2 separate regions of the Homo sapiens genome follow, and region 1 is linked to region 2. A link is an interaction called in ENCODE POLR2A ChIA-PET data of the cell type or tissue named here. Cell type or tissue: Panc1. All regions are shown on one strand.

Region 1 (2,500 bases), 150 kb before region 2:
ACGCCATTCTCCTGCCTCAACCTCCCGAGTAGCTGGGACTACAGGCGCCGCCACCGCGCCCGGCTAATTTTTTGTATTTTTAGTAGAGACGGGGTTTCATCATGTTAGCCAGGATGGTCTCAAACTCCTGACCCTGTGATCTGCCCACCTTGGCCTCCCAAAGTGCTGGGATTACAGGCATGAGCCACCGCACCTGGCCGTCTTTTTGTTTTTGACCATCTAATCTGCATTTTCTCAGAACGTGATTTGAATTTTCCATTTTTTTCATTATTTTGTTTTATGTATCTTCTATAGGTTCATATGCCTTACTGAAGGAAACAGAGTAAGTATTCCTTCATTCTTCCATCTCAGAAACAAGCAGCCAGGCATGGTGGCTCATGCCTGTAATCCTAACACTTTGGGAGGCTGAGGTGGGTAGATCACCTGAGGTCAGGAGTCCGAGACCAGCCTGGCCAACATGGTGAAACCCTATCTCTATTAAAAACATAAAAATTAACCAGGCATGGTGGCGCACACCTGTAGTCCCAGCTACTCTGGAGGCTGAGGCAGAATCACTTGAACCCAGGAGGCAGAGGTTGCAGTGAGCTGAAATGGCCCCATTGCATTCCAGCCTGAGCAACAGAGCAAGACTCCATCTCAAAAAAGAAACTAGCATTCTACAACTGAATATATCTGGTTTTAAAGAACACACTGGAAAAAGCTAATCCTTTCTATTGCTACCATTAGCTGAAAGAGCAAAAAAATCATGACCCCCAACACATTAATAGGAACTATAATAGACACGTTAAATGTATCCAACATAAGAAATGGGATCTGATTCTGAATGGCTAAATACCCTGAATACGCATCACTAACAGGAGCTATATAACCAGTCTCACATACCTGAATAAATACACATATACACAGAAATTGTTTTGTTACACTAAGAAGCAGCATTTTCTGAAGAGGGATGAAAATCATTCCATCCTGTTTGTGTGAGAGGCAATACAGTATAGGGGTTAACCCAAAGGCTGGGCGCAGTGGCTCATGCCTGTAATGCCAACACTTTGGGAGGCCGAGGCAGGCGTATCACTTGAGGTTAGGAGTTTGAGACCAGCCTGGCCAATATGGTGAAACCCCGTCTCTACTAAAAATATGAAAATTAGCTGGGCATGCTGGCGGGCACCTGCAGTCCCAGCTACTCGGGAGTCTGAGGCAGGAGTATTGCTTCAACCCAGGAGGCGGAAGCTGCGGTGAGCCGAGATCGTGCCACTGCACAGCGAGACTCTGTCTCAAAAAAAAAAGAGCCCAATCATGCTGCTTGTTAGCTGAGTTACCTTAGACAAGTTACCTAACCTCCCTGATCCTCAGTTTCCTCATCTGTAAAATGGGGATAATAATACTACCTATCCCATAGGATTGTCAAAAGGATAAAGGAATTAACACATATTAAACCCTGAAGGGCACGTCTAGAAGAGCATGTCTAATATACTGACAAGTCCTCAAAAATCTCTAGCTATCATTATTCCAGAAAGTCATGCTTCTCCAAAGTCTCCCCTAAAGATCAAAAAGAACCAGGCTGGGCACAATGGCTCACGCCTGTAATCCCAGCACTTTGAGAGGCCAACGCGGGAGGATCACTTGAGACCAGTGTGGGCAACATAGGGAGATCCCGTTTCTACAAAAAAATTTTAAAATATTAGTCAGGCGTAGTGGTGCACACTTGTGGTCACAGCTACTCAGGAGGCTGAGGTGGGAGGATCACTTGAGCCCCGGGGAGGTCGAGGCTGCAGTGAGCCATGATCGCACCACTGCACTCCAGCCTGGGTAAAAGAGCAAGACTCTGTCTCCAAAAAAAAAGGAAAGATAGCCTAAGCCAGGCACTATCACGGACCACTGCCAAACATAGAATCAAATGAGGAGAGAAAAGAAGGGAGTTAATGAATACAGAGAAACACTTGGGCCAATTTATTTGGAAAATTGTAGTCCTAGAGCCCCATTGCTTTGCATGCTGCCTTAAAAAATTTGGAAATACATTCCTGTGGCACAACAAAGGCATAATTGGAACACTTTTTAAAAAAATGTTGCTTATACCAATAGCATATTGGTAATAATAAATCTATATCATACTGTCAACATAGCATTCAAGAGTATTCGGGTAATGGTAACTTTTTTTTTTTTTGAGACAGTCTCACTGTCACCCAGGCTGGAGTGCAGTGGCAACATCTTGGCTCACTGCAACCTCCACCTCCCGAGTTCAAGCGATTCTCCAGCCTCAGCCTCCCGAGCAGCTGGGATTACAGCTGTGCACCACCATGCCCAGCTAGTTTTTGTGTTTTTAGTACAGACAGGGCTTCACCATGTTGACCAGGCTGGTTTTGAACTCCTGACCTCAAGTGATCTGCCCGCCTCAGTATCCCAAAGTGCTGGGATTATAGGCGTGAGCCACCGCGCCTGGCATGTAATGGTAACTTTTCACTACATTTGGTATCCTATTTACTGATAATCTGATGGAAACTGT
Region 2 (2,500 bases):
GCACTCCCTTTCCCAAGTGATAGTCCTTGAGAAGCCTTGTTGCCAGGTACACTCCCTGGTCAGGGCAGATGAGTTGGCTCAGAAAATGAGTACATATGCACCTGCCAAGAACTGATTAGATATGGTCTACTTTGCATTATATGAGTTAGGCTTGCTCAATCAAAGTCAAGCAAGCTCTGTTAAGAGCTGAATCTCCAATTAGTGCTAAGTTACAGGCTAGATCAAAGGTGGCATTTCTTTAGATCCAGCCCCTCGGGAGTATACCCTTCAGTTACTAAATGCCTTTCTTGGCATTCAGCTAGTTGGGGGTCTCAAAGTAAGGACTCTAATGTGTTGGCTTCTCTGAGGTTTTGAATACAGCTGTAAGACCCATAGTCACAGAGAAAACGAAAATTTGGCTTAAAGGTAAACTGGTGGCCCTTAGCTTTGCAAACCTCAGAGGGAGTGTCATTGAGTTTTCTCACTCTTGTGGCTAACTCTTCTTTCTTTCTGGTCTGATCCTACTCCCCAGCAAAGTATCAAGGTACACTCTATCTTGGACCTTAGACTCTCTATGTCTCAAAACTTTTGTTTCGCACAGCCCGCAAGGGGCTTGTCAATGGAAACAGAGCAACCAGTATTGGTGTTGGGTTAGATGAGGCCCTAACAAGAAGTGTAAAGGGGTAGGCTGTCATCATCTTAAAGACATTTGGTTCTTACTCTGTCTCCACTGAAGCTTGCGAAGGACTGATGTTGGCAAAACAAATCTGGTCAGGCAAGCAAGGTTATATATAACAATTAGAAGAGGTCAACCAGGGTTTTATTTCAAAAACAAATATTTACTGCACACCCACATCATGTCAGACATGGTACTAAACAGATAAAACACATAAGCAGACAAGGTCCCTGCTCTTATAGAGCTTCCAGGAAGCTTATGAATTTAATCAAAGACTCAGGCCACAATTTAAAAAATAAATTAACATTCAAAAAAAGATTCAGGGCCCAGCACAGTGGCTCACGCCTATAATCCCACCACTTTGGGAGGCCGAGGCAGGTGGATCACAAGGTCAGGAGTTCAAGACCAGCCTGGCCAACACACTGAAACTCCATCTCTACTAAAATACAAAAATTAGCCAGGCATGGTGGCATGTGCCTGTAGTCCCAGCTACTCGGGAGGCTGAGGCAAGAGAATCGTTTGAACCTGGAAGGTGGAGGTTGCAGTGAGCCAAAATTATACCTCTGCACTCCAGCTTGGGCAACAGAGTGAGATTTCATCTCAAAAAAAAAAAAAAAAAAAAAAGATTCAGGCATAAGATTGAGTTTATTAGGAGGCTGAAGTGGGAGGATCACTTGAGGCCAGAAGTTTAAGACCAGCCTGGGCAACATAACAAGACTCCATCTCTACAAAAAAAAAAAAAAAAATTAGCCAGGTGTTTGGGGCATGCCTATGGTCTCAGCTACTTGGGAGGCTGAGGTGGGAGGATTACTTGAGCCCAGGAGGTCAAGGATGCAGTGAGCTATAATCGCGTCACTGCATTCCAGCCTGAGTGACTGAGCAAGACTCTGCCTCAAAAAATAAAATAAAATAAAAAGATTGAGTTTATCAGTCAGCTCCCTCAGCTTTAAAGGTAGATTCTTAGACACAGTTTACCAAGACATGAATCTGGTAAGGTCGTAAACAAACAAATCATAATGGGTGTCCAGAAGGCTAAACTGTTCTTGCTTTGCAAATAAAAGTACACTGACTGCCCAGAATTCCATAGCTCTGGGATCATGTTGTGATTATGTTCCAGTAAAACTGCCTTAAAGACAAATAAAAACCTTAAGCTAAATAAGTCACCCTCAGAATTATTCAGACTCTCATGAATGGTGGGGCTCAAATACCTAACAACTTGCTTTCTTTTTCAACTTTATAGAGAATCTAGTGAATACTCTCTCCCATTTAAAAAAAGGGTGACTCTTTTCTCCCACAATTACAGAACTATTATCTTATTAGACTTCCATTTATAATATATGCCAGCTTCATGATAGAAGGCTTTTGCAGGCCTGTGTACACAAGAGGTTTCAGAATCACCTGGGGAGTTGTTTTTTTTTTTTTTTTTTTTTTTTAAGACAGAGCCTCGCTCTGTCGCCCAGGCTGGAGTGCAGTGGTGCGATCTTGGCTCACTGCAAGCTCCGCCTCCTGGGTTCATGCCATTCTCCTGCCTCAGCCTCCTGGTAGCTGGGACTACAGGCACCAGCCACCACGCCTGGCTAATTTTTTGTATTTTTAGTAGAGACGGGGTTTCACTGTGTTAGCCAGGATGGTCTCAATCTTCTGACCTCGTGATCCGCCCACCTCGGCCTCCCAAAGTGCTGGGATTACAGGCGTCAGCCACCGCGCCTGGCCCACCTGGGGAATTTTTTAAAAGCATAGATTCTAACAGCTTCCCCCAGAGTGTCTGACTCTGAATCTAAGAGGGGCCCAAGAATCTATTCCCAAGATAAGCAAAGTTTTGAAAACCACCATTCCACAAACATA

What was found. Peaks named below come from ENCODE experiments on the same cell type or tissue, not always from the same donor. Only the 100,000 strongest peaks of a DNase experiment are listed, where the experiment ranks them.
Region 1: POLR2A ChIA-PET joins it to region 2 with 16 read pairs; 6 of 35 experiments call an interaction of 5 or more read pairs at or near these places.

The regions. Positions count from the first base shown.
Region 1 is chrX:23,737,968-23,740,467 of GRCh38, forward strand. All of the region lies in intron 1 of ACOT9 (acyl-CoA thioesterase 9), which reads right to left. Among named protein-coding and RNA genes, the nearest start is that of ACOT9, 4.1 kb to the right of the region's middle. In Panc1, no CTCF peak of the experiment used is centred here; no DNase peak of the experiment used is centred here.
Region 2 is chrX:23,887,593-23,890,092 of GRCh38, forward strand. All of the region lies in intron 1 of APOO (apolipoprotein O), which reads right to left. Among named protein-coding and RNA genes, the nearest start is that of APOO, 19 kb to the right of the region's middle. In Panc1, no CTCF peak of the experiment used is centred here; no DNase peak of the experiment used is centred here; H3K27ac peaks cover 2,206 bases.